Regions from separate parts of the Mus musculus genome. Here regions 1, 3, 4, 5, 6 and 7 are each linked to region 2. A link is a loop called in an ENCODE intact Hi-C map of the cell type or tissue named here. Cell type or tissue: heart. All regions are shown on one strand. Region 1 has its middle 67 kb from the start of Lhfpl2. Region 2 overlaps Lhfpl2 (lipoma HMGIC fusion partner-like 2). Region 3 overlaps Arsb (arylsulfatase B). Region 4 overlaps Lhfpl2 (lipoma HMGIC fusion partner-like 2). Region 5 overlaps Arsb (arylsulfatase B). Region 6 overlaps Arsb (arylsulfatase B). Region 7 overlaps Arsb (arylsulfatase B).

Evidence for each region. Hi-C counts contacts between places; a loop is a spot of excess contacts. Peaks named below come from ENCODE experiments on the same cell type or tissue, not always from the same donor. Only the 100,000 strongest peaks of a DNase experiment are listed, where the experiment ranks them.
Region 1: a loop joins it to region 2, with 2.5 times the contacts of the local background. A loop is called at or near these places in 4 of 42 quality-filtered maps.
Region 3: it touches region 2 in a loop (2.4-fold over the local background); 6 of 42 quality-filtered maps call a loop at or near these places.
Region 4: a loop joins it to region 2, with 2.1 times the contacts of the local background. A loop is called at or near these places in 8 of 42 quality-filtered maps.
Region 5: it touches region 2 in a loop (2.9-fold over the local background); 18 of 42 quality-filtered maps call a loop at or near these places.
Region 6: a loop joins it to region 2, with 1.9 times the contacts of the local background. A loop is called at or near these places in 3 of 42 quality-filtered maps.
Region 7: a loop joins it to region 2, with 2.5 times the contacts of the local background. A loop is called at or near these places in 19 of 42 quality-filtered maps.

Annotation. Positions count from the first base shown.
Region 1 is chr13:93,988,570-93,992,569 of GRCm38, forward strand. No RefSeq gene overlaps it. Among named protein-coding and RNA genes, the nearest start is that of Lhfpl2, 67 kb to the right of the region's middle. In heart, no CTCF peak of the experiment used is centred here; DNase peaks (open chromatin) are centred at 822 and 1,682; H3K27ac peaks cover 2,617 bases.
Region 2 is chr13:94,057,927-94,061,926 of GRCm38, forward strand. All of the region lies in intron 1 of Lhfpl2 (lipoma HMGIC fusion partner-like 2), which reads left to right. Among named protein-coding and RNA genes, the nearest start is that of Lhfpl2, 2.1 kb to the left of the region's middle. In heart, a CTCF peak has its summit at 2,108 (motif pointing left); a DNase peak (open chromatin) is centred at 25; H3K4me3 peaks cover 1,376 bases; H3K27ac peaks cover 1,023 bases.
Region 3 is chr13:93,837,436-93,841,435 of GRCm38, forward strand. The region is part of intron 4 of Arsb (arylsulfatase B); the gene reads left to right. Among named protein-coding and RNA genes, the nearest start is that of Mir5624, 49 kb to the left of the region's middle. In heart, no CTCF peak of the experiment used is centred here; DNase peaks (open chromatin) are centred at 1,946 and 2,916; H3K4me3 peaks cover 332 bases; H3K27ac peaks cover 2,960 bases.
Region 4 is chr13:94,141,621-94,145,620 of GRCm38, forward strand. The region is part of intron 2 of Lhfpl2 (lipoma HMGIC fusion partner-like 2); the gene reads left to right. Among named protein-coding and RNA genes, the nearest start is that of Lhfpl2, 86 kb to the left of the region's middle. In heart, a CTCF peak has its summit at 1,885; a DNase peak (open chromatin) is centred at 1,891; H3K4me3 peaks cover 537 bases; H3K27ac peaks cover 1,807 bases.
Region 5 is chr13:93,791,398-93,795,397 of GRCm38, forward strand. Arsb (arylsulfatase B) reads left to right here. Exons shown (of 8, transcript NM_009712.3): 3 at 2,631-2,821. Among named protein-coding and RNA genes, the nearest start is that of Mir5624, 2.6 kb to the left of the region's middle. In heart, a CTCF peak has its summit at 2,118; no DNase peak of the experiment used is centred here.
Region 6 is chr13:93,937,695-93,941,694 of GRCm38, forward strand. It overlaps Arsb (arylsulfatase B), which reads left to right. Exons shown (of 8, transcript NM_009712.3): 7 at 1,533-1,655; 8 at 2,772-4,000. The coding sequence ends at 3,037. Among named protein-coding and RNA genes, the nearest start is that of Lhfpl2, 120 kb to the right of the region's middle. In heart, a CTCF peak has its summit at 1,668; DNase peaks (open chromatin) are centred at 1,817 and 3,367; H3K27ac peaks cover 958 bases.
Region 7 is chr13:93,796,741-93,800,740 of GRCm38, forward strand. The region is part of intron 3 of Arsb (arylsulfatase B); the gene reads left to right. Among named protein-coding and RNA genes, the nearest start is that of Mir5624, 8.0 kb to the left of the region's middle. In heart, a CTCF peak has its summit at 1,745 (motif pointing left); no DNase peak of the experiment used is centred here.

The sequences.
Region 1 (4,000 bases), 69 kb before region 2:
AGGTTTCTAACTTATTATTAAAGCCAGCATTAGAAAGAGTGTGGTGGCACATGCCTTTAAGCCCAGCACTGAAGAAGCAGAGGTAGAGGGGCAGAGGGGCAGAGGGGCAGAGGGGCAGAGGGGCAGAGGGGCAGAGGCACAGAGGCAGAGGGAGAGAGGCAGAGGCAGAGAGACAGAGAGGCAGAAGCAGGTGGATCTCTGAGTTCATAGCCAGCCTGTCAGGTCTATGAGCAAGTTCTAGGCAGCAAGGGCTACATGAAGAAACCCTGTTTCAAAAATAAATGAATAATAAATAAATAAATAAATAAATAAATACCAAAAAAGCAAACAAAAGAAAGAGAAAGAAAAGAATGAATGAAACTCCACATTTCAGATTTTTTAAATGTTTTTTTTTCCGAAAAATGATAGATTCAACTATTTTGATGGAGTGGCATGTGTGTACATGTATATGTGTTTATGTGTACATGTGTGTGCATGGGGGGATGACTGTACTTATGTGGTGAGTGTGTGTGTGCCTGCCTGTGAGTGTGCGTGAGTGTGTGTGAGTGTGTGTGTGTGTGTGTCACTGCTGGGCATCCAACCCAGGCCTTCACGCACGCTAGACAAGTGCTCTACTCCTGAGCCACTTCCAATCTCCTCTTGCTTCACATGGGACTAAGGCAGAAATTGTGTCAGATTTTTTTCCAAGCCAATAAAGTAAGAAACCTAGGTGAGATTTCCAGCTAAGCCAGCTTGAGAAAATAAGGTGTTTCCTATCGCCTGTGTCACCTTCCAGCCCTGTCTAGTGTCCCTGGTCCTTTTCCTGCAGTGTCAGTTGTTGGTTGGGCCCTGGGAAATCCCCTACTAATAATAGCTCCTTTGCCCTTCCTGAATGGAGATAGCACTTGCTGGGGAAGATGAATGTCTGCTTTTGTTATTTACAAGTGTGCACGCGCACATCTGCTCACCAGTGCACACACATATGCACACCTCCTTGAGTTTTCACAGCCATTCTTTTCTCTTCCCTCCGCTCCCCCCCCCCCCCAATAACAACTTGGTGCAGCTCTTTAGAAGTCTGGTCATCTGAACAGATCACTCAGGTTAGAGGCTGAGTCCTACGGACAGGCAACCCCGTTAATGCAGAGCCCCTCTGGGGACGTTTCCTCTTCTGGTTCTGTGTGCTTTACCGCAGGCTTGTTAAGCTGTTTCTGCTGAAGGGTGGGCCTCAGAGCTTTTAGGGTCCTGTGTACCCAGAGAGCGGTACCAACCCGGTGCTCATGGAGAAGCTAAGTGTGGGGCTGAGAGAAACTGCTCACCTGCCCTGGCTCTGTGAGAAGACACCCAGTCATGCCTGGAGACAGATGTGGCCCTGCCTATAGCATGCACCGCACTCACAGCCCCAGCAGAGCCACTGTGACTCTGAAGGCACCCTTGTGCCAGCAAGAGGAAAGACAAGCCTGGTATGCGTGGGACAACCAGATAGATTTGGTTTTGATAGGAAGCTTGATTGTCCAGGATCTCCTCTAAGTTGTAGATCTAGGGAGGGCGTCATGATCTCATTGTGCCAGAGACTGATACCAATCTCAGGTCTCCAAAGGCCAGGAAAGTTCTAGTCCTGGGCAGCTTCCCAGCTCTGGCCCTTGTCACATGGTCCCCCTGTAGAGCCAGCCCTGGAATCTGTGCTGTTCAGCAGCCAGGAGCGACTCCAATCGAAGGACCTCCTGCCCCAGCCGGAAGTGATGTGCAGGAGTGAGCCTGAATTCCTCACTTCATGGGTGTGTAATCAAAGAGCCCTGGAGGGCCCAGAACAGACATGCAGGTACTCTGACACAGGACAGGGCCCAGGGGTGGGGAGTTTCTAGTTCACAAAGAACCAGATGGGGCCTGCTCATGTGACCAGAAGGAGTAAGCCTAAGTAAGAAAAGAATGCATTTCTCATCACAAGGAAAGGAGGAAGCCCTGGGGTTCAAACCAGCGCAGAAACGGAAACCACCACCCCCACCAGCAGCAGCAGCACCTACCACACCTACCACTACCATCTGTCCCAGGAAGAGGCCAATCCCTCCCTCCCTCCCTCCCTGAGTATTCACTGTCAGACTAGGTTCCCCCTCCTCTTTATACACCTCTCGGCATTATGGGGCTCCACGCCAGCCACCCATTTTCCATACAGCCAGTTCTTAGGTGACAGGTCTTGCTGCAGCCCAAAAGCTCATACCCTGGCCCTGTCAATGCTTGACTTTTGTGACTTCCTACCCCAATTCCACCTCAGAATGCCTTTCTGACCCCTGTAAGGCTTTACATACCCTTCACTCATCCCATAGGTGTAAGGCAGCCATTGTCACCCTTGCTTTACAAAGGAGGAAACCGAGGCACAGGCAGGAGACAGGCTAGTGATTGGCAGCCTCCAAGGTCAACACTGAGTCCACACTAGTACAACTGTCAGGAGGTGGAGCCAGCCAGGGCAGGAACTCTGCACAGTCTTCCTTTGAAGCAGGTTTCCCCCTCTCAGCAGGGCAGCAAGTATTGCGGATCTTACAGAAATGTTTACTGATCTGAGACTCCAGGCCCTTCCTCTCTGACAGTGGGAAGGAAGATGAGGAAGGAGCTTATGGAAGCAGGAGGCCCAGCAGGCTGCTCTCCCTGGACTGATCCTATAGAGCGCTCTGTGCTGCTCTAGAGTTAGCTTGGAAAAGGTATCTCAGTTGGGAACATGTTTACCCTGAAAGCAGGATGACCTGAGTTCAATTCCCAGAACTCCCTAAGAATTCGAGGCACAGCTGGGCCATGGTGGTGCACGCCTTTAATCCCAGCACTCGGGAGGCAGAGGCAGGCGAATTTCTGAGTTCGAGGCCAGCCTGGTCTACAGAGTGAGTTTCAGGACAGTCAGGGCTACACAGAGAAACCCTGTCTCGATTAAACCAAAAAAAAAAAAAAAAAAAAAAAAATTCGAGGCACGCGGTGCATGTGTGTAATTCCAGCTCAGGGAGGCAGAGACAGGAGGATCCCAGGGCCTAACCTAACCTAATTGGTGAGCCCCAGGTGATTGAGAAACTGCAAATTAACACTGTGCATGATGACAGAACAATCGTAGACTCACCTTTCACAGCTACTGAAGTATCAGGTATTGGAAGCCACTCCTGAGAGGTGCTTGCGATGCTTTGAACCTGACATGCCCCTTGCAAGCATGCATTTGAATGCTTGGTTCCTGGCTCTTGGCACTGTTTGGGAAGGCTCGAGGGAACTTTAACACACTTGGGGTGTGCCTTTGAAGGTCTTACTTGCACCCCACTTTCTGTCTTTCTCTGTTCCTGTCTACCATGAAGTGGAATTCCCCCCAACACCTCCACTCTCCCTCTCTCCTGCTGCCAAGATGGTCTGTCTAAGCCGGGCGTGGTGGCGCACGCCTTTAATCCCAGCACTCCGGAGGCAGAGGCGGGCAGATTTCTCAGTTCGAGGCCAGCCTGGTCTACAAAGTGAGTTCCAGGACAGCCAGGGCTATACAGAGAAACCCTGTCTCAGAAAAAAAAAAAAAAAAAGATGGCCTGTCTAAGCAAATGGACCCAGAGACCATGAGCTGAACCCTCCAAAACTGTGAGCCAAAATGAATCCTTCCTCCTTTAAGGTGCATGTCTCAGGTATTTGGTCACTGTGGTACAATAGTCACTAATACAGAGCTTGACACAAGGGGTTGAGCTCACACGTATGCAAGCTTATATCAGCCCATATGTATGATTTCCATGTTCTTTGTTCTTGTCAATATGCCCTGTTTTGTTTTGTTTTGTTTTTGTTTTTTAGTTCTAACTGGCAGTGTGCTGAAGCAAAGAGAATACCTGGCTCCTTACATAAGCCTTCCTTTCATTAGGTCACTCTCATCCTCACATCTCTGTCTCACAGTTTGCCTCTCTTGTCACATGAATTCCACACTATATATAACCACAGAACCACAGGCCATTGGCTTGTGGGTCAGTAGCTGGACCGGGCAGCTGAGTCAGCTGGCTGCAAGCTGGATGACTGGGCTCAG
Region 2 (4,000 bases):
CCGGGAGGGGGCCGGTCCCCGACAGTGCACGGGGGCGCGGAGGGACGGGCGGCGGGTGCCGGGGCAGGAAGGATCCGCTGCAGCGCCGGCCCGCCGCAGACGTGGAAGAAGTTGAGCCTGGAAGCGCTTTTTCCCGGGGAGCTGTAGTGGTCCCCTCCAGCCCCGGTCCGTACCGCGTGGGTCTCACCGGCCACAGACCTCAGCTGCATCTCAGACCTGGGCTGCATTTTTTGTGGCCAGTGCAGAGGGGTGAGGGCTGGCGAGGAGGTGGGCGGGGAGTTGGGGAACACCACATCTGGGGTGGATGAAGGACTCAGAGAGATGGGTTTGAATGCAGTCCCTACCCCCACCCGGCCGCACTTCTCTCTCAGTCTATTCGCGGTCGCGTGCTCTCTGAACTGAGAAAAGCAAAAAGAGTTTCTTCAAGTCGGCTCAACTTTTCTGTTAATTCAGGAGGTTCGGGAGTTTGTATGGAAGTAAGGGCAAAAGACTCTCATCCTCGCACCCTACCTCACTCCTGCCCGGGCAGTTTCCTGTACTCTGTGCCATGATTGTTTTTGTGCTTGTAGATTACAGCTGGTGACCTATATGGAAAAGTGGAACCACTGCCGGCGAGTGTGTGTTGGAGCCACAGGGCGGCAAGGTGTGGGGGGCTAAGTCAGAGTTCCTTCGAAGGGACTTTAATTCTCTGAACACTCTTCCTGTCCAGCTCAAAGAGAGGATGGGATAAGGAATAATTTATCTTGCTCTTTCTGATGCTCTTCTAATCATTTTTTTTAAAAACTCCCTTTCAAATTAAGAGATAGAGAACACGCATGCGATGGTTAAATATTTTAAAGACAGGGAAGATGAACATCTCTCTCTGCAATCAGGCTAATAGGGCTAGCCTGTGTTGGAACATCTGATTCTGATGAAATATTTGAAAGGTTTAAAGCAATACCAGACGATGTCATTAAAAAAAAATAGAGTGACCTGCAGTAGGTCATACAGAGCAGTGTGGCCTGTGGTCTGTGACAGCATTTTATAGCGGGAGGTGGAGCACTGTAAGCTTAAAGAGAAGAGGGTGGGAAAGGGGGCTGCTCATTTGTCTTGAACCAGTCTAGTTAGGAAGAGTGATTACACTGCAAATGAACATTTGTGAATATAATTTGAGTCATGATACATGAACCAGCCATTTGTCTGAAGGAAAAAAAGGATCTTTGTAGATGAGAGCAAAGCAGTGCCTTATGGGGGAAAAATAAGCATACCGTTTATCCATGTGCGCAACTCAGAATTGACAGCACCTGCTAACAACAGAGGCATGGGCTTAGAGATTTGGCTGCAAGCAAGGTTGAACAAGGCAGGGAGAAAAGTCTACAGCAGGAGATAGTTACAAAAGAATGGATAGAAAACTTCAGGTGTGTGTGTGTACACACACACTGCAAAAAAAAAAAAAAGTCTTCATTTTCTATATATCTTTACTGCAAAGAATTGCCAACACAGGAGGATTAAAATGTAGGAGAGTCCTGGGGCTGGAGAGATGACTCAGTGGTTAAGAGCACTTGCTGAGGTCCCATGACCCAAATCAGACAGCTCCCAACTGGATCAGTGCCTCTGGCTTCCACAGGCGTTTGCACTGTGGACATACCCAGGTGCAAGCACACAACTAGACATAATTAAAAATAAATCTTAAAAAGCTTTTCAGGAGACTCAGATTTAGTCTGTTGGGTCCCCATTGTGTGAAGCCTATGTGAATGTTAGCAAGCTCCGTTCTAGCTCTCCGCTGCGGTCTCTGTGTCTACCTAGTGGGGGCTGGAACTGTGGCTCTGGTGTTATGAGCTCTTGTTGCTCTCTCATGAGGACTGGGGTTCTAAGCCCAGCATCCATCTCAGATGGCTCACAAATGCCTAGGACTCCAGCTCTGAGGGATCCCATGCTCTCTTCTGGCCTTCTCAGGCACTTGTGCATGCATGTGTGCCTACACTTAGTCACACACACAAATAATAAAATTAAATCTCGGAGGTTGCTCTGCAGTCGATAGTGCTTACTACTCTTCTGGGGAGACTGGAGTTTGCCACCACCTGCCTGCAACTCAGGCTCTTTGGGATCAGATGCCCTCTTCTGGCCTCGTCTGGCACTGCACTCACATTCAGGAACTCATACACTGAACAAGTGTACACAAAATTAAAAATAAAATTAATAATAAAATATTTTTAAAAATTGAAAATGGTTGTGAGGGTTCACGTGAGCGTCTCCGGAAGGTTAACTGGTGTCTTTGTTCGGATTTGGGATGGTTCCCCCACACACGAAATGCTCAGAAAACATTAAGGATTGCCAGCACTCTTAAGTTCCCAGGGTAAAAGGGACTCAAGAGTAACTGATTCTCCCACTGAGTGTCTGAGTTGAGCCTTGCCTCTGACAGTCAACATCTAGAAGTTCCCACTCTTAAAAACCTTTTAATGGTTGATGTGATACACACTGCCCAAGAATGCTAAAGTCAATGTTAGAGTCAAAGCTCACTAGTCTTAGAAAGATACAAGTAATCTGTAAGTGCCTAATTCCAGAATTCATTCCATAAAACAAACAAACAAACAACTCCCCCAACCAAACAAATAAAAAAAATCAGCCTTAAAGTACACCTTTATTCAGGTGTATAGACACCAGAGGACAAAGTGAACAGACATCCCTAACTAAACAGTGAACAGAGGAACTGTGCCTGTGGGCTCCTCCTGTCTTCCCCCCAACCCCGTGTGTGTGTGTGTGTGTGTGTGTGTGTGTGTGTTACAGTGCCAGCTTACTCATCTGCCCACTCATTTATCCCGTCATTCAGCAGATGTCTTTAAAGATTCTCTTGTAGGACAGGCTCTGAAGTCAGTCACATTCCGATTTCAGAGTTCTGTGGCACCAGGGTAGGCAGGGGGATGAAGCAGCCAGCCAGTGCCATATAGTGCAAGCATCCTGGCAGCACGGGAGTGGGGTGAAGAGAACCTGGGAGATGACGATCTCGCTACCTGTCTATCTCCCAGGTGGGCTTTCCCTGCATAGAATCCTTGGGGACTGGGGACCCTCTCAGAGGGAGCACTTATGAGGACCCTGTTTGGAGACAGATGACAAAAGGCAGTTTTTGAGTTGAGTTCTCTTGGAATGAAAATTGAATTTTGGCCTTCCAGAGAGATGTGCAGCCTAGGATTTGGCTGCAGAGACGGGAAGAGACGTTGGATTTCTACAGAGATGCCAAAAGAGTGTGCAACACAATAGTGTCACGTGGCTACAGGCTACAACCTCCCTCCCTTGCCTGGCCAGTTAGAGCAAAGTGAGCAAAGACTTGCTTAACAAAACAAAGTTCTTGATCAGGTAACTGTACCCTGTGTTGCTCCTTCTAATTGTGGGAGTATGTCAACTCATTCATCCATCCATCCATTCATCCATCCATCCATCCATCCATCAGGTAATATCTTTGTAGTGCTGCAGGTCATTTGTGTCCTTGTGACTGAAGCTTTTGAAATTTTCTCTCCTTTCAACAAACCCAAGTGGGAATAATTAAGCCCCTGACCCTTGACCTCAGCAGCCAAGCTCATACTGATGCTATCCGGCAGACTTGATAGAATCTGTTACTTTGAACTGGAATCCGTGTCATACACAGAATGGCGTTGAGCATGTGTGGGAGAGAGGATGTATAACTAACGGAATGGATTCTGAGTCTGCACACACGTGTTTTAGATGTTGCACATGCGTGTTGTAGATGTTTGCATTTTCCTGTCTTCGGATGTTGAAGCCACACACCCTTGAAGAAGGGTTTCATTGAGGTCCTGAGTGGGGGTCCTGCTCTGAGGTTAGTAAATAACCTTATGAGAGCTCGTCTCTTTTATTCTGAGGACACAATGAGGAAATCGTGTGTATTTCTTTAGAGCACCTAGTCTATAGTATTTGTTAATAGCAGCCTGACAGTCTTACACACACACACACACACACACACACACGCGCACACGAGTGTGTGCATACTGACCTATTGACCTTCACT
Region 3 (4,000 bases), 220 kb before region 2:
GATCCTCCTGCCTCCATGTCTCAAGAACTCAGATTACAGGCTTGTTCCGTCAAGCCTAGCTGGACATTACACATGTTTAAAATATGCATTTTAGTTATGTGTATATGTGTATCCTAGTTAGGATTCTTATTGCTGCGGTAAAGCACAATGTCCAAAAGCAAATTGACTTCCACATCACTGTTCATCATCAAAGGAAGTCCGGACAGGAACTCGAACAGCGCAAGAACTTGGGGCAGGAGCTTATACAGAGGACGCGGAAGGGTGTTGCTTACTGGCTTGCTTCTCATGGCTTGCTCAATCCGCTTTCTTATAGACCCCAGGACTCCCAGCCAGGAGATGGCACCACCCACAATGCACTGCCTCTCCCTACCCTCATCAGTCACTGAGAAAAGCCTTACAGTTGGATCTTAGGGAGGCATTTTCAAAATTGAGGTTCCCTCCCTTCAGATGACTCTGGCTTGTGTAAGTTGATATAAGGGAGCCAGCACAGTGTATGTCTTTGTGTTTGTGTTTCTGTACATGAGTCCAGTGTCTGCGGTGCAGGAAAAAGATGGCGACTCCCCTAGAGTTAGGATTACAGACTGTTGTGAGCTGCCCAGTGTGCAGAGAATTGAGTGTGGATCCTGCAGAAGAGCATCACGTGCTCTTACACGCTGAGTCATCTCTCCAGCCCTGGATGTTATAGTTTTTTTTTTTAAAGAAATATTTTCCAGCCTATTCTTTTGCTTGCCAGAAGTTTTCACATTGTTTTCTGTGTTTCAAAAGCTTCTTTCTACAGTGAACATTTAGGCTTAGCTTGTATTGCCATGGAGTTATGAGTACCTGTTAGTTCAGGGATGTACTGTGATGTACAGACATGAGCTAAAATGGAGAGATGGTCACTGATAAAACCCTTGTTTCTTTTCTTCTTCCGAGCTGGTTTATTTTCTATTAAACCTCCCAGATGCTGTTTTGTTACTTTAGAATAGGAAATCTATATTATCTTTTTAAAAATCCCTCTTAAACAAGTGGGGTTTTCCCAAAAATTTCTCTAGCCAGAGGGAACTCTTCATTAAACAGAGCACTTTCTGGAAGGAGAGCGTATGAGCTTATGTCAGGAATTAAGTGATGGAGAAGGGGAAAATGTCGCCTGGCCTTAGGTGCAGAAACTGACCCAGAAGCCTTGGCCAAGTGGCGAGAGTTGACAGAGAGCCAATCGTGGTGCTTCTGACCCGTGCCTTGGCAGGAACCTCTCTGCTACCTTTAGACTTCAGAGCATCTCTAACTGGTTGGATCTTTGTCAAGAGCTTGGTCCGAGGTGGTTTCTTTTCTTTTCTTTTTATTTCTTTTCTCTTGATTTAATATAAAGCACTCACAAATTCTTTCAAGAACAACACACAGCTTTGTTTAGCTCCCTCAAGCCCTTTCACCTCTGTCAAGTTGCACCAGGAAATTTAAGGTCTAGCCAGAGGCCCCCAAAGAGTTAAAAAAAAAAAAAACCAAAACCCTCAACCATCCTGCAGAGTAGGAGAAATTGATGTCAAAAACAGATGTGCTGCTGTGGGCCTTGCTGAATTCATAAGTCAGGATAAAGCCAGTATGTATGCATGCATCTTAAAAAAAAAAATCTTGGCCAGAATTATAGAGAAATGGAAGGTCTCCTCTGCGATTCCTCTTCAGGCCTTGCTGGCCAGGAGCCCTGGTGAAGGGCTCCCGGGAGACAGGTGGCCCTGACAACTCCTAACCATTAAGTCAGAACGCCCTCTAATCCCTTGTTTTCCTTGTTGGTGTTCTGCAGGGCCGAGCTCCCTGCACAGAGCCTGCCCGTTTTCATTGGCTTTGGGGATTGTTATTGGAGTGGCTGACAGCTGTCTGCCAGGCTGTCTGAAACTGCCTTCCTGTGCTCTCCACACTGCTCCACTTCACAGCGCTATTGTTCCTGTCCAGCCTTTTCTTAAAATCTTTCCCAGCTGTATCCTGATATGGCAAACCACCTAAATTAGCTCCAGATTGTTCTGTTTATTTTATGTTAGATAAGTGATAGACTATAGTCCCAGCAGCGGGCCAAATGGAGGGTGGAAATGGGGGCAGGGTGTTGGAGGGGGTCAGAAGACGCTCGATTTTTTACTGCACAGGGAGAGTTCCAGACAAAACTCTGAAATGGCGCATGCGTGACAGAGCCACTAGTCCTGCCATTCATACGTGACCCAGAGTGGTTGGCAAGCATAAACTTTGGATCTGAACAGCAGAAAAGAGAAATCAGAACCCCAACACAAAGCCTTACTAGACAGAAGCAAAAATATCTATCCTGGGGAAAACACATAGGATCTGTCAGGTTGGTTTCTATGCCAGCTACCACACTTGACTTTCCTGTCAACAGAGACCCCTCTCACTTGCCAGTGAAAGGCTCTGTGGGTTCAAACCTGTCCCCAGTCCTTTAATCTCCCTGTATGCTCGGCATTTGAAAACATTTGCTTCCTGTGCCTGAATTTAAAGCTAGAAACCCACAGCAATTGACTCGCCATCATAACTGCTTTCCATACAGCTGCAAGTGAAAATTCACAATAGATTTGGCCTCTTCTGCTCCTCTTGGCCATCTGTGCAACTGCTTAACTGTGGCCTCTCCCCTGTGGGGCCAACTTCTAGCAGGGCCTCTCCACAGAGACCTTCCAAATGCTTAACAAAAAAGTGTTTTTTAACTATAACTAGATTCTCTCCCAGGATGAAGACTTCATATCTGTAGGGTTAAACCCAGATATAATATAACTAGATTCTCTCCTAGGATGAAGACTTTATGATCTGTTGGGCAAACCCAGATACAATATAAGAAATGAACGTCCAAAGCTTGACTCAGCTGAAGCAACGCTAGCAGCCACTGAGTGCTTGTCTCTGGTAACTCAAGACTCCCTAGTGAAGATAGCCATGACTCACTTCAGAGCTGGGCCACTCCTCCCCATGCTGAGCCAAAGTCCTTGAAACCCTTTCTGCCATGTGCAAAGACAGGGAGGAGAGCAGGGTCAGGAGTAATAAAAAAAAAAAAATGCCCCTAGGAACTGCCTCTCACTTTCCTTTTAGGAAAATAATCTCACTGTATAATTTTTTTAAATGACAAAACCAACTGGAGAAAAATAATTACCTTGTCAAGGTCTCTTGGCCCCAGTGGATATGCCTTTGGTCTCTATGAAGGTCCAGTATGGAGCTGCCTGGCCTGCATGTTACCCCAGCTCTCAGCGCTGGATCTTTCTATGTAGCCTTGTTGGCTTTTGATTGTGTACAGCCATGCATTTGTCCCTGGGCCAGGCTTCTCCTAGTTGTGTTCATGGAAAGGAGACTGAACCTGTCTCCCCTTGCCACAACACTAACAGCCTAGGAGGCCTTTAATCAGGGCCTAGCAAACCAATTTTTTTTCTTTAATTCTTACCTTATACCATGCACCTCATTACACTTTTGTTTTCATTCATTCCTAGACTTTAAAAACAGAGGCAAACAGCTCATGTGCCCTTGGCCTGTTCTCATTCAAACCATGGTACAGCTATCTCCAGCTAGCTAAGATGGAGTAAACAAGTCAAGGCTTCCTCACTGTGGCAGATAAAAATGAGAAGCAGAAAGCAGACTGTCTGAGACTTCATAGGGCAAATGGTAAATGAGTGGACTCTGGGTTTTATTAATTCTTGTGACGGGGTAAGCTCTGTGTGTTTGTTTTCTCTCCTCTGTCTTTCAGGTCTGACACATGAAACATGAAGTAGGCACTGATAGTATTCTTTTGAAGAAATCCCTACTTCTAATAGTGAGTGAAGAAATCAATAATCTGAAAAACATGAGGAACTCACCTCACATTTCTCTTCTCCAGTATTCTCTGCTCTGTGTTCTATGCCCTGTGCTCTGTGTTCTGTGTTCTCTGTTCTGTGCTCTGCACTCTGTGTTCTGTGCTGTGTACTGTGTGCTCTGTTTGCTCTGTGTTCTGTGCTCTGTGTTCTGTGTTCTGTGCTGTGTGCTCTGTGTTCTGTGCTTTGTGCTCTGT
Region 4 (4,000 bases), 84 kb after region 2:
ATTCCATCCTCAAAGAGACACACCCTCGGAGTGCTCCCCCCTCCCCCCAGTGCAGGCTGCTCAGAGCTCTAGGGAGACTTTAAAGCGCCTTACTGGATGCTCATAGGTCTCATGAAAATAGTAGGTGAGACCAGAGGACTGACCATTAAGGGGTGTGTATGCTGCTGTGAGGTGAGGGAGAAGAGGCCTGCTCTGAAGTGCCCTGGACTGTGTAAAGGAGTCGTGGTATTAGATAAAGACCAGGTCCTCTTCAGAAGAGCGGTAATATTGATGGACATGAGCTAGATCTCAAAGGGCAGTTAAGGAATTCGACAGTTAGGGGAAATGGAGCTGGAAGAGGTGCCCGTATGAGCAGAGCAGAGGATGGACCCAGCCTCCTGGAGCTTTGCTGGGTAGCAGTAAGTAGGATCTGGTATGAGCAGGACTCACACAGAATAGCATGGCCAAGAGGAGCCACGTAGGGCTCACTGGACATCCCGGCAACTAACTCAGGAATGCCCTTTGCTTGGTGATAAGACCAGGGCTTCTGTAAGTAGCAGTGGACTGGACGTATCTGACCCAGTTCCTGAGAGCCACAGCATATTTCCCACTCAGAAACGGAAGCCTCCCAAGGAGCCTCCTGGAGAAAGCAAACCCCACCCCATCCCCGAGGTGGGGTGGTAATGGGAGGCCTGTTAGAGACTGCTGCCTTCTCTCTTAAGGCTGCATCAGAGCCATCGCCGTAGAGCAGAATTCATTTCAGAAGGGACTGCAAGTAATTGGACACAAGCTTAATGACGTAGTTGTTTAAAACAATCCAAAAGTGGCCGAGTTACTTACTTTCTGCAACTTAAAGATTCTGGAGTTACATGGTGGCCCCCCTCTTTTTCCAACACAGGAATATATTTTTAAAAAGAAAAGTGCTTTAAAACACATACACACACACACACACAGAGTAGTCTGATTTTTTTCTGTGTGTGTGTGCTAGGCAGGCAGGATGTGTGAGGGACTATGGCCCTGGGTCCTGCTTTCCAAGGTTTCTTTTCTTTGTTGGGGGTCAGGGGTGCTAGGATCAAATTCAGGGCTCCAGGCACGGAAGGCAAGCCCTGCACTACTAAGCCATGTTCCTGGCCAATGAAAGGTGTTGGTTTTGTTTTTAATGGGTTTTTAGCTTAGTCATTCATGTGTTTATTTCCTATTTCCCCTTCCCTGTGTCACTGGATCATCCACTCGTGGACAGCTTGGGACCCGTTTTCGTAACTTTATCAGGGACCAGGTCTTTCAAACCTCACTGTAAGAGTATCTTAAGGGACTCCCACTCCTCCAAGAGCTTTGTCCCTAGAGTGGCAAGGAGCCTCAGAAAGAGTGGACAGGCCACAGCAGAGTACACAAGGCATGGCTTCTCAAATGCGACTTTCATTGGAAATGGGAGGCCATGGAGGCTCCATTGGGCCCTGGCCCTAGCTCTGGTTCGGTAATCAAGGAATACTTGGAAAATGCTACCTCCCCCATACACCCCCCAGTTCCCAACCCCCACTCCTCCCACCGCCACACACCAGACGCTCTTCCTCAGGCTTCCCACCACTCCCACCCAGAGACCCTAATGATTGCTCGTTTTCAAGGCAGGTCCTGGGAAATGGCACACATGAGATTGAAGTGAAGTGGAGATGCAGGGGTGGCTGAGAGGCAAGATTGCAGACTCAGGGTGATTTATCAAGCAGGTCATTAAGGGACAGGCTCCCAGCTTCCTCTAAGTGGGAGGCAAAGAGTCTTCTGTCCCTTTGTTCTTCCTGCCAAGATTGGTGCTGTTTTCCTTCATGGGGACCTCGGGCTCTACCCAGACGCGTCCCTGACACGTCCCTCGATAGCTCTGTCTGCCACTGCTAGAGGTCAGCATTGCTCCTTCCTTACCAAGGCTGCAGGCGCATCGCAGGCAGCGGGAGCTTTCTTGTTGCCAAGGGCTAAGGGTGCAGAGTAAAAGGGTGGAGTCTGCCTGGCAGGCATCATGGGGGTCAGCCCTGCAGAACCCCTTTAATAAGGCCCTGTCCAGCCCACAGAGGAAGAGCTTGTTTGGGGTGTAGCTTACTTTTAAATGCTGTGATTAGAGACCATGACCAAAGTAACTTACAAAAGAAATCATTTAAATGAGGGCTTGCTCACAGTTTCAGAGGGTGAATTCATGACCATTATGGCAGGAGAGGGGCGGCAGGCAGGCAGGCAGGCAGGCAGGCAGGCAGGGCACTGGAGCAGTAGCTGAGAGCTTCCACATTGGCACAACCCTGAAAGCGGGGTTGGGGGCATGAGCCTGTGTGCTAACCAGGAATAGTTTTGAAACTTCAAAGTGACAGTAGTGAGTGAATGCTTAAAGAGATGCCACAGATAAAAACACTCCCAGAGACCTCCCGGCTCAGAGATGCCAGACACGACATAGTTCTGAACGGCTCCTGCTGCTGACCACCAGGCCCTCGGCAGTTTGAGAGGGACAACTGAGTCCAGAGCTGTGACTGATATTTTGGAACTGAGAGGAGGAGCTTGGTCGGAAGCTGTCGACTGAGGGAAGACGCATCATGTTTCTTCTGTCCGTTTTGCAGTGTTGGCAGATAAAATTCTGCAGCCTCAGGATCACCAGTTAGAGCCTTTTTAAGGAAACAAACAAGACAGTGACCCAGTTCAGTCCCTCTTCATTTATAACACTGTGCATGAACCAAACAGTACCAGAGGTGACTGGAAGCTTTCCATACCATGGCTTAGTTAACGTAAAAACATGCCTCCTTAGCACACAGGCAGTGTGGGTCATGCTTGTCAGTTGCTTAGCATTTGCTGGTATAAAATGAATGCAAAATGGGGAAGGGAGGGGAAAGAAGGAAAGAGAGTGTTGGGGGGGGTTCATCTGTGCATTTTGAAGACCACCTGTCTTAATCAGCTTTGAGCCACTCAGCTTTTCTGGAGAGTCACACAGCCTGTGTGACATACTAGGAGATCATTCACTACTGAGCTGTGTGGTCCCGACCGAGTGCCCTGTGAGATCAGAGAAAGGGGAGGTTTGCGTGGGCTGACACAGAATGAAAAGTACTTACTAACTTTGAAGAGAGACAGACGAAAACTTAAAAAAAAAAAAATAATAACAACAGTGATGTGTTTGGCCGGTTCTTACAGAAGCTTGGTGAGTGAGGTGAGGCGGGGGAGGGTGGGGGAGAACCCGGAGCAGGGATGTGACAGCTGTGTGGTTTTACGCCTTACTCCAGCCTCCATCTCAGGTGCTGATGCTCACGGCCTGGCCCTCGCCCACCACAGGCTAAAGTACCTTATTATCTGACCCAGTGTTGACCATATGGCAGGCCTTTTCCAGAGAGGTTGAGGGTGGTAGTCAGAGGAGATAGAAAAGTGGCTCAGATAACGAATATATTCCGAGTGCCAACTGTGTTAATGAGTACCTCACCGTCACTGCTCACTGTCACTGAGGCATTCTGCATACTCGCCATGTGTCAAGCCCTTACCTTCTATTTCCTACCATACGGCAATGAAGAAATAGTAACTGCTTCAGGGGCCTCTCTCTCTCTCTCTCTCTCTCTCTCTCTTGAAAAAGATTGATTTATTATTATAAATAAGTACACTGTAGCTGTCTTCAGACACACCAGAAGAGGGCATCAGATCTCATTATGGGTGGTTGTGAGCCACCATGTGGTTGCTGGGATTTGAACTCAGGACCTTTGGAAGAGCCCTTAGTGCTTTTACCCACTGAGCCCTTTCCCCAGCGGCATCTCTCTTTTGTTGTTGTTACTATAAAAATGTGCTCTAGGACGGTGATGTAGCTCGGTGGTCAGGTACTTACCTAACATATTTCAAGGCTCTGGATTCAATCCCTAGCATTGAAAAGAAAGAAACAAACAAACAAACAAATGAAGAAAATAAGATAGATAAATCAAATGAACAAATAAACAAAGTTTCTAGTCTGCATAAAGATAAAAATGTTTCCATAGCTCTGAAGGCTGGCAAGTTCATGCTAGGTGGCAGCATGGAT
Region 5 (4,000 bases), 270 kb before region 2:
CCAAGCACTTAGCCCTAAAGCTGAGGTCAAGATGCAAAGAAGTCAGCCAGGAGAGCATGTGTGTCCCTCTCCACCCGTGGCATTGCAGCACCACTGGCCAGCCGTGACATTATTTCTAGCTGAGTCTAAATAAGTCTTCAGTGTCCTTGAATGGCTGTTAGAAATCAGCCTTCACTGATTAACATCTTCGAAGATCTAGAGGAATGGCCTGTGCCTTGGGAACTTTTTTCATGCAGGATGAATTGATATCTGTCCTCTGATAGACTGTGGATATTTAGAATCTTTATTAAAATCCAAGTTGCATGCTTAGCAGCCTAGGTGGTTGGACAGGGGGGCAAGAGCTCACTCAGTACAGTAGTTGCAGCAGTGACCTTGATTTGATCCCTAGAACCTGAGTAAAAAAAGCTGGGTATCATCTAAGCTTTGAGTCCAGGCTCCAGGCTCAAGGACAGTGGAGGTGGGGGCATCCCTGGGGCTCACTGTCCAGGCAGCTTAGCCTAAATGCCAAACCAGGAGAGAACATGTCTCCAAAAACAATGGGAATAGCTCCTGGCAATGATGTCAGGGTTGTCCTTTGACCAATGCACATGTGCACACACACACACACACACACACACACACTAAAAACTTTACATAAAGGGCAGAAGTCATATTCTTGTATGAGAATTAAGGTTCACCCTGGACCTGGATAGACAAATACCCACATTTGTTATTTGTCTATACTGGTTTGGCCAAGTATTTGAGTTCTAGCTCTACAGTTCTTCTATTTTTAATATCATTTAATATTTATGGTTCCTATAACCAAACATATCCTGTGCCTATATCTTCCCCAGTGATAGTTTATATTAATGGAAAGGAGTGTGAAGTGTTCTCTCCAAATTCTAATACTAAGTAGATGTTAAAAACCCAAACTACTGGCTTGATCACTCTAATCACCAAGGTAAGGTTGAGGTAGTTATTTGTGTGTGTGTGTGTGTGTGTGTGTGTGCGCGCGCGCGCGCGTGCGTGCGCGTGCGTGTGCGTGAGAGAGAGAGAGAGAGAGAGAGGGGGAGGGAGAGAGAGAGAACACAAACGTGTAGAGGTCTGAGTCAGGACAGCTTTCAGGAGTCCGTTCTCTTCTTCCTCTGTGTGGATCGCAGGGATCAGACTAAGGTTGTTAGGTTTGGTGGCAAGCACCTTTCCTCATTGAGCCATCTCACCAGCCCTGAAATTATTTTTTTTGTGAATACAATTTTTTCTATTCCATATTAAGTAGTAAATATGTTGGATTTATTTCCTATAAATATAGATAAAATCACACAATAAGTTATGTTGATGTCATATACTAATTATATTCAGGACCTTGAACTTATTTGATCATGAAAAATAGTTAATCTAAAATCAATTGAATTATTACATAAGCTGTATAAGACTCTTTAATTGTCACTGTATACAAAATTCATGAGAAAGGAAAGAGCTAGGCCCATTTTTCATCATTTTAAGACTAAAAGGGAATATATTTAAGAATATAGCTAAGAGCTCATCAAAGTTTATTTCTTTTTAATAGCTTTATTAGGGTATAATTCATATACTATACAGTTTACCCAATTAACGTATTTAATTTAGCGATTTTTAAACAATGTGAGAGATTGTGCCATTATCACCACAATTCAGTTGTAGGAAACCACACACACACACACACACACACACACACACACACATGTATGTCACAAAAAGAAACCAAATCCCATGAGCAGTCATCACGGGCCTCCAGGCAACCAGAGCCCTGGGCCATCCGTCACTAACCACTTTCTGCCCTCTGTTGATTGGCCTTTTCTGAGCAAGTCTGTCAATTTAATCATAATATGCAGCCCAGCTTATTTTCACATTTTCAAAACACGATCACTTGCAGAACAACGATTAGTTGGGGCGTTTCTGTTTCTCCTGTGCTTTCCTCTTTGTTATGGGATCTGGGCTCTAGAAACAGGGGAGTTGACAGGCCACTGGGCTCAGTAAGCACTGCATCTCTGAGCAGCGGGGCAAGGTTCACAGTCTAGACAGAATGCTGCTCTTTGATCTCTGGGGCTGCTCAGCTGGGATAGAGAGCTTGTATTAGGAAAGGTTTATATTTTTCCACCAGTGGGTGTCAGCATTTGACTAAATATAACTCCGGCAAAGGCCCCGTCCATAAATAACCACAGAAATCCATCTCCCAACCTCAGTAGCAACAAATGACACGATCTGAACCCTGTTTTTAGTATTTTACAAGTAAAACCTTGTAACACATTAGTGGTGCGTTATCTTTTTTCTTAGGCAATTTTAAAGAATTAGCATCTGGTTGCTTCCTGAACTTAAACTCTGATTTCTAAAAACCTTTTCCCACAGATCAACCATGTATAAAGAGTTGACAAGCGAGAACAGATGCTCTAAAAGACTCAAGTGAGGAAGGGCCTTGGATTTCCATGTAGTGCCATTTCAGTGGTGTCTCTAACAAATATAGAGATGTTAAGAAGAGAACCCTGATTAGCCCTGTCATTTGATTAGCCTCGTCATGGGCAATCAGTTGCATTAGGCAATTAACTGCTGGAACATTCGTTTGCCTAACAAGCTTTCTGCCATGCCGACTGTTTCTTCTCCCATTCTTCTTGCAGGATACCTCCTAGGCAGTGAAGACTATTACACCCACGAGGCCTGTGCGCCGATTGAGTCTTTGAATGGTACCCGCTGTGCGCTTGACTTAAGAGATGGTGAAGAACCTGCAAAAGAGTATAACAATATTTACTCAACAAACATATTTACCAAAAGGGCTACAACCGTCATAGCTAACCACCCACCGGAGAAAGTAAGGCTTCCTCCTTTAATATTGTCAAAATCTTGTTGCTTCCAAGGGAGTGTGTGTGTGTGTGTGTGTGTGTGTGTGTGTGTGTAATATAACATTTTAGAGCATGTTCCAGTTAGCCAGAAAGGGAAGGTTGTTAGAAGTGAAGAATTTGGATCTTCCTCAGGTCTGGGAGAAAGTACTTAGGAACGCCCAAGAGATGAGTCTCACAGGAAGGGACCCTGGGCTGCAGATGGAGGAAGGCTGTCTGTCCTTCAGCATTTCAGTGGAAACCCTGCTCACTCTTATGATGCTTTATGTGTGTGCACAGTAAGTGGTTAGCAAAATCAGGCTTCAGGATTCCAGACAGGTGTCTGTGCTCGAGGCAGGGCTCCGTTGGGAAGAAGTGTTGGGAACTCAGGGGCTAGAGAAAATCCTCTCATTCTATATTTTTCTCTTCAGGATTATTTTGGTTAGTCTTAATCTTTTGTATCCCCATGCTAATTTTAGAGTAGGTTGACCAATTTTTACTAAGAAAACAGAAGTTGGCTGTTTGATTGGTTGGTATTCACTGACCAACTTAATGGAAATGACCGTCTTAGCAATACTGGGTTTTTACAATTAATATGCATGGTATATTGGTTTTTACAGACACCATAGGCGCCTATCAGGTATGTCACGTGCAGACTTAGCTGCAGGTAGGAAGAGAGAAGAGTTGTGAGAAGTCTTAAATGCAAATTGTCTGGATTCAGCACATAGGTGCTTTGGGAACAGAGCAGATTTTTGTGTTGTGAGACACTGGGCTCAAAGCGTGTCCTTATGAAGAATTGTATTAGCACACTCACAAAAATTGGCCTTCAGTGGGACATGGAAAATTTGAGAAAGTGTCCAGGTCCTTCCAGTTCTCTGCACTTTGTCTCTTTGACGATGCGTGAACCCTCAGCAGGCAGGGTTCTGGCTTGTGTATCTGTTCAGACTTAGTGACCTGCTAATGACTCTGTCTGCTACGGAATCTTCCAAGCTCTGTCTTCTATACTCTCAGTCAGTATGAGGGATTCTCCCTGGTGGCTGTTCTCAGTTTTGCCATACTTTAGGTACTTAAGAGCTGACATCGTCACCTGACATCTCTAGGTAACTATGTCTGCCATGAAACATGAAGAAAGGGGAGCATTCTCTCAAATGTTTAGAAACCTGCACATTTTA
Region 6 (4,000 bases), 120 kb before region 2:
CGTGTGCTGTAAGGGAGCCCTGAGATTGTCCAGTTACTATAGCTAAGTGAAAGCCAAGGGCCAGCCACTCGCACAGCTCTTTCTACTGTGAGCCAAAGCCACATTCTCTAGAGGCAGTTTCATCACTAGAGAGGTGATAATTAAGCTCAGTCTATCTGGCTCTGGCTCTGGCTCTTTTTTTTTTTAAGATTTATTAATTGTGTTTATATGAGTATATGAATACACTGTCACTGTCTTCAGACACACCAGAAGAGGACATTGGATCTCATTACAGATGGTTGCGAGCCACCATGTGGTTGCTGGGAATTGAACTCAGGACCTCTGTAAAAACAGTCAGTGCTCTTAACTGCTGAGCCATCTCTCCAGCCCTGGCTCTGGCTCTTAATGGGTTCTAAACTTGAGAGGAGGATGAATATTAATAACTGCCCCCTCAGAAACTTGATCAACTGCTATAAGACCTTAAAATGATAAATTAATATAATCCATGTGTCTTAGTTAGGCTTTCCCTTGCTGTGAAGAGACACCCCAACCAAGGCAACTGTATAAAGGAAAGCATTTCGTTGAGGCTGGCTTACAGGTTCAGAGGTTCAGTCCTTTATCATGGCAGGGAGCTTGGCAGTGTGCAGTCAGGCATGGTGTAGGAGGAGCTGAGAGTTCTACATCTTGATCCAAAAGCAGCAGGAGACTGTCTTCCTGGGCAGCCAGGAAGAGGCTCCCTAATTCCACTCTGGGGAAAGCTTGGGCATTAGGAGACGTTAAAGCCCACCCCACAGTGACACACTTCCTCCAACAAGGTCACACCTCCTGATAGTGGCAAGCATTCAAATGCTTAAGTCTCCGGAGCCCAAACCCATTCAAACCACCACTACTTTATATGCTCAAACAGTTTCTATACCCATAGTTATTCTGTTGAATAGTTAAAAACACTGCTCACTAATTTTTACATTTCATGAATGGTTTAAAAAGAAATGCATCTGTAGTTTTTTTGTACTATGCTTAACCTCTCCTAGCTTGTCAGAGACTTCAAAAAATGTGCATTTTATAATTTTATATACTATCTGCAAAGGTACAACCATTCGCAGAAAATGTATTTCACTTACACATTTAAGAGGAAAAAGAACACACATATTCTTGCACACTCATGCACACACACACACGTGCGTGCTCATGCACACACACCCATACCACACACTCATGCTTGTGCACACAACCGCTGCCCAGCTCCGTTCCTGTAGTAGACACTGCTATGCACATGGCTCTGCATGTTGGCGGGAGGCAATGATTTTAAGGATGGATTAGCCTTCTAATCTCCTTGGGATTTCCTTTATATTTGTGGTGGTTTATGACTGACATCTAATGTAACTATACTTTGTGTTTGTATTTAATAAAAGATTCGTTTCTGTGGCAGGACACACATTTGTACTCTGGTGTTGAACAAAGGCTACTGTTCTGCAAGAAGGGTATAAAATGTTGATTTATAATGACACAGGCCAATAACAGCAATCTAATTCTTCCAAACTATTTCTTCCCAGGTCCTGGCAAGAACATGACTCCAGCAAAGGACGATTCTTTTCCGTTAGAACATTCTGCCTTTAACACGTCTATCCATGCTGGGATCAGATACAAAAATTGGAAACTCCTCACGGGCCACCCAGGTAGAATGCTTCGCTCCCTTCCTGTGGCCACCAGAGTAGGGCAGTGTCCTCAGCCTGTCCTCTGGGCCTTCATTCCCTGGACTGTGTCCATAGAAAGGGAAGTCCTTATCACTGGCTACACCCTCCTCCTCCTCCTTGCCTAGCCGGCTCCTCAAGGCTCCCTGCCAACCCCTCAGTTTGCTCAGACATCTGAAATGTCAACTAGTCCTTCAGATCTTTTACAGTCCCTGCAGATCTTAAGGAAGCAGCTATCTGCTTGTGGTTTCATGGCCTTCTTTTAAGCCTCTGTCTGGTCCATATTACACAACTTCTGTTGTCTGCCTAAGTAGACTTCCCACCAAACAGAACAGTGAGAGAACGCTCACCAAAATGAGAGCTGACTCACTTTTTTTTTGTAATATATCTCTGAAGCTGCAGGGTGGGGGAGTGGCTTCCGCTGCTCATTCTGACCGTCCTCCGAGTTGATATTTGTTGTTGTTGATGATGATGATGATGTCATCTGTAGTGGGGTTAAGAGGAGAAAATCCCACTTGGGTGCTTCATAAACATATATGGATTTTTAGACATGTGTGACTGTCAAACATAGCACACCCAGCCAGCTGTAGATCTTCACCAATTCTCTGGCTGGGGAGAGTCTGCTTCCCCTCCCCCTTCCTTAGAAAGGGACAGCTTCACTGTTTTGTAAATATGGGATATTTCCACAGGCTCTGATGCAGTGTAGCAATGCTTAGTTCGTGAGTGTTCTTGGTGTTTACAATGACAGTTCATTGTTTGGGACTGTCCCATGCATTGCGAGAGATCTTAGAATTACTGTGCTGTTGCTTGATAGCAGGAGTACCCTCATTGCCCCAGCCATCGTGACAACTAACACCCCCATCCTGCTTCCACCCCACATATAGTTTTTAATGTCCCTTGTAACGCTATAGGATCCGTATCATCATGGCATGGAAATCGTATTCTGAACTCGACATCAGAAGGCACAGGTTTTTTGTTTGTTTCTTGATGTACGACCATACCCACAAAGCCAAGGAAGCCTTGTACCCAGATTCCTGAAATTAGAACCCACCAACAGTGCCCCCCACACACACACACACTAAAGTTTAATTTCTTTACCAGGCTGTGGTTACTGGTTCCCGCCTCCGTCTCAGTCCAACGTCTCTGAGATACCTCCAGTGGACCCACCAACCAAGACTCTCTGGCTTTTTGATATCAATCAGGACCCTGAAGAAAGACACGACGTGTCCCGAGAGCACCCCCACATCGTCCAGAACCTTCTTTCCCGCCTGCAGTACTACCATGAACATTCTGTGCCTTCTCACTTCCCACCCTTGGACCCCCGCTGCGATCCCAAGAGCACTGGTGTGTGGAGCCCCTGGATGTAGGGCTCTGGGGAGTAAGGGGGGCTGGAGCCCATTTCTGGGCAGGCTAGACCTCAGGCCCCTACTCCCCTGGCTTCTCTTCTTTATCATCCCCCACCCTGTCACCTGGCCCTCATGCTACATAACCCACCAAAGGAGTCCAATTTCAACCCACAGTACATTCTAAAAGCCAGTAAAATCTGGAAGGATCTTGCTGTTGGCTGGAGTTAGTGTCTGGGGCCAGGGTGGCCGGGTTCATCCTGCTTCCTAAACTACAGACGCTGGGAACTTGACATAGGAAGTTATCCCTGAGTCCTGGAGGCCAGGACAGCTGGCTCTTTTTGCTTCACAAGTCAGCTGTTAGAACTCCCTCTGCTAATAACCAGCTTTATTGGCAAGACACATTTCTTGTAACAAAGGCAGGGAGCAGATGTTGCTAGTGGTTCTGTTGGCTGTGAGTGCTCCCTGTCTGTGAGCTCTTACTCGGGCTTTCCGCACCCATGACCCTAACCCTAACCCTAACCCTAACCCTAACCCTAACCCTAACCCTAACCCTAGCCCTAGCCCTAGCCCTAGCCCTAGCCCTAACCCATCCGCTCACTCATCTTCCTGTGGAGCGCACAGCCCATTGCAGTAAGCCAGCATGGAGACATGCCTGTGCCGTGGTTTTGGTTTCCATGATAACTAAATGTGTTTTTATCTCCACCCCCACCCCCACCCACTATTGCTCATTCTGTCTAGACTTCTGCTACCCAGCTTGTGTGGCTCTGTTCCTGTCATGCCTTTGGACTTCACTGTCCTGTGCCTGAGGTCTCTCTCCCCTCTGCTTCACCCATTCTGAGCTTTAGGATAGTCCTAAGCCCTGCCCAGAGGAGGTGGACTGGTCATTCTGTGTCCATGCTAATGGGAGTTGTGGGTCTGTGGCATCTGCTAAGGAGGATTATTCACAGTTGCATGGAATCTGTCAAGATTGTGGCTATATCTCCC
Region 7 (4,000 bases), 260 kb before region 2:
CCTGCCAGCGCGTGGGATGCTCTGAAGAGGTAATCAGCATGCTCAGAGCCCCCAAGCACAGACTAAAGTAAAAGAAAGAATAGTCATGTAGCAACCCAGCCGTTTCCACAAGGCAGCTCCTGCACACAGATGCTCCCGGCTTCAGCTCTCCAGACAGTGATGCGACTCACTGGCTTCAGGAGCTGCATCTTTGTAACATCTTTCCCCAGGATTTAACCTAATTCTGTGCTAGGCTCTCAGGTGCCTAGAGCATCATGTGTAGATTGTAACATGACATTTGTTCTAAGATGGAAGTCATTCAAAGAATTCACAGGAAGTGTTCACCAACCAACTAACGTGTACTTGCTTTTAAGGGGCAGCTGAGGGAGAAAATCGACAGAGCTGCCGTGTAACAGTTGAGCTGTTGATTCTGGGGACGCTGCTAATGGCTTTACATGTGTCAGGAAGGGACATCCTTTCTCCTTTATGTGAGGGTGACTCACATAGTAGTAGCACTATAAAAAGAAAGTCATATATTCATAGCATGACTTTCTGTTAAAATTAGAACAGCAGCACTTTGAAGAACTTAAAAAAACAAAGAACCCTCTACATCTAATCTACTAGAAGCTTCCTAAGGAAAACAAAACAATAAATCCTAGTGGAAGACTTTCTTTGTGTGAGTACAAGCTGGGAAGAAATGTCTTAATTTGGTTGTCAAAGATAGAATAGTAGTTTAAAAATGTATTCCTGTTTTTCCAATTTATACTTTGATTTAGGGAGCCCTCTAAAGACATAAAAATGAGTGATATGTGGTTTCTTCCCATAGTGCGGATGTTTAGAGTTCAGATCTTAGGAGCCATGGAGCAGAACAGAAAAGGGAAAAGATCCATTAGCATCCTCAATGTACGTATGCAGAGTTAAGTCTGGGTTTTATGTGATACTATAGTGTCTAGACACGCTTTCCAAACCAGGATTCCATTTTATAGTCTTAGGATACTTGAAAGGGTCACAGTTAGGGTTGGGGTACAGTTGGCAGCTATGACTGAGCTGATCGGAATAAGAGTTTGAAATCAAGAAAATACCAAGGACATACCAGGTTCTAAGAAACAGAAATCAAAGCTGGGTAGTGGTGGTGCACGCCTTTAATCCCAGCACTTGGGAGGCAGAGGCAGGCGGATTTCTGAGTTCGAGGCCAGCCTGGTCTACAGAGTGAGTTCCAGGACAGCCAGGGCTACACAGAGAAAAACCCTGTCTCAAAAACAAAACAAAACAAAACAAAACAAAACAAAACAAAACAAAACAAAACAAACAAAACAAAACAACCAGAAATCAGTGGAGGTTAATGTGGGGCAGGACTTCAGTGTGAATCAGGAGTCAGTGAGGTGAGAAGGGGTCTCTCTCCAAGGCCAAGGACCTCATGTCCATAGATACACATACAATCCCCAGATGAAGGCTGTTTGCTTTGGCCAGTGGGGAGAAACTGGCTACAGCTTTTCTCTGGGAGGACCCCACCAACTAGTGACTGCAGGTATGGTCCTGATGGTGGTTGGAGAACCTTCTAGCCTTAGATAATCATTCTTTTCATGAGGCTACCATGCAGCACAGACTACCAGTCTCCCCTCCCTCCATCATTTAAAATTAGTACAGTGGGGCTGGAGACATGGCTGACTGATTAAGGACACTGGCTGCTCTTGCAGAAGACCTGGTTCAGTTCCCAGCGCCCACATGGTAGCTCACAACTGTTTGTAACTCCAGTTCCAGGGGAGCTGATGCCCTCTTCTGACCTCTCTGGGTACTGCATGCACATGGTGCACAGACATATATGCAGGCAAAACACTCATATATATGCTATCGTAATGCTTCTACTTGGTGAGGTTGGAGAATGGGTTGTCCATGGATGAAATTCACCTTCTGAGTGCTAAAGACTTGATTTATAGTAGTGATATAAATATACAAAATGGCTGAATGTGGTATCACACACCTTTAACCCAAGCACTGGGAAGGCAGAGGTAGGTGGATCTCTGTGAGTTCTAGGCCAGCCAGGCCACATAGAGAGACCCTGTCTCAAACAATAAAACAAAGTGGGTGTCGGAGAGCATATTAAATGTGTTTGATTGGTCCTAACCTCATGAAATGGATTGGACACAGCTCTTGGTGACCCAGAGCTACGCAATATATGGAATTGTTCACCCCACAGCAAAGTGCTCTGGACTGCTCAAATGAACTGGAAGAAAAGACAACTTTGCCGGGCTGTGGTGGCGCATGTCTTTAATCCCAGCACTCAGGAGGCAGAGGCAGGCAGATTTCTGAGTTCGAGGCCAGCCTGGTCTACAGAGTGAGTTCCAGGACAGCCAGGACTACACAGAGAAACCCTGTCTCGAAAAAACAAAACAAAACAAAAAAGACAACTTTTTGTTGTTGTCTTTCAAAGAACACTTGCATCTCTTCTTGTGAATTATGACGTTATGATCAGGTCAGCAAACAGTGTGAGGCTCTCACATATGACAGTCACCTGACTGGCCAGCTTCAACTTGATCCAGAGGGACCCCAGAGTGTCAAATGGCCAGTCTGGGTAGCGTGGAAAGTGTGTGTGTGTGTGTGTGTGTGTGTGTGTGTGTGTGTGTGTGTGTGTGTGTGTGTGGAGGAGCAGAGGCAGGGTCAGAAGTGTTGATATAGACTTTAAGAGGAGGAACTTGAAATACTTTTCATGGAAAAAGTGTACATTTAATTTTAACATTTAATTCAAAATGTCTGAACTCCAGATAAACGTAAGAGTATCTCTTAGAGCTCCCTGTCTGGACAGTCCCCACTCTTATCATATCTTTTCATTCCCCGTAACTGGTTGGCACACACTCCAGCAAAGGGTTGTGTAATTTAGAACAATTTGCAACAATAAAAAGTGAAGTGAGTTTCTTCCTTCTGTCTTTTTTCCTTCATTTATGATTTAAATACCTCACATAAATGTGCTTATTCTTGGATCAAAGCTATTGATTATTGTCTCTTTGAGGGTATTAAACATATGAGAAATTCTATACGGCATGGTGCAGGGCTATCTGCAGAGAGGCCCCTAAGGAGAAGGGCTGACCTGGAATACCACAAGTGCTGACTGTTCTAAGCTGGCATAGAGAAAAACCAGAACCTGTGGCTCACACTTCTTATTTCTAGGAATTAAATTGGCATCACATTTATTTGGTTCAATATCAAAATCTAACAAAACACTGTTTCCCCAGAAAACATGTTAAAGAAAACCCTGTACACTCTCTTTATTTTTAGCTCACTTATCTGTTGGTGCATGGCAACATTGTAACACGGAGGGTACCAGGAGGGAAGCCTGCATCAAACAGTGGCACCTGGGCATACCTAACCTTTTAAAGCCTTGGTTAACTCATTTGAAAAATGGATATAACAGGATGGTTTTGAGTGTTAAATGAGATAGAGTAGTCAGATTATTATCAGAGGGTTTTCTTTTTTTTTTTTCCATTTTTTATTAGGTATTTAGCTCATTTACATTTCCAATGCTATACCAAAAGTCCCCCATATCCACCCACCCCCACTCCCCTGCCCACCCACTCCCCCTTTTTGGCCCTGGTGTTCCCCTGTACTGGGGCATATAAAGTTTGCAAGTCCAATGGGCCTCTCTTTGCAGTGATGGCCGACTAGGCCATCTTTTGATATATATGCAGCTAGAGTCAAGAGCTCCGGGGTACTGGTTAGTTCATAATGTTGTTCCACCTATAGGGTTGCAGATCCCTTTAGCTCCTTGGCTACTTTCTCTAGCTCCTCCATTGGGAGCCCTATGATCCATCCATTAGCTGACTGTGAGCATCCACTTCTGTGTTTGCTAGGCCCCGGCATAGTCTCACAAGAGACAGCTACATCTGGGTCCTTTCAATAAAATCTTGCTAGTGTATGCAATGGTGTCAGCGTTTGGATGCTGATTATGGGGTGGATCCCTGGATATGGCAGTCTCTACATGGTCCATCCTTTCATCTCAGCTCCAAACTTTGTCTCTGTAACTCCT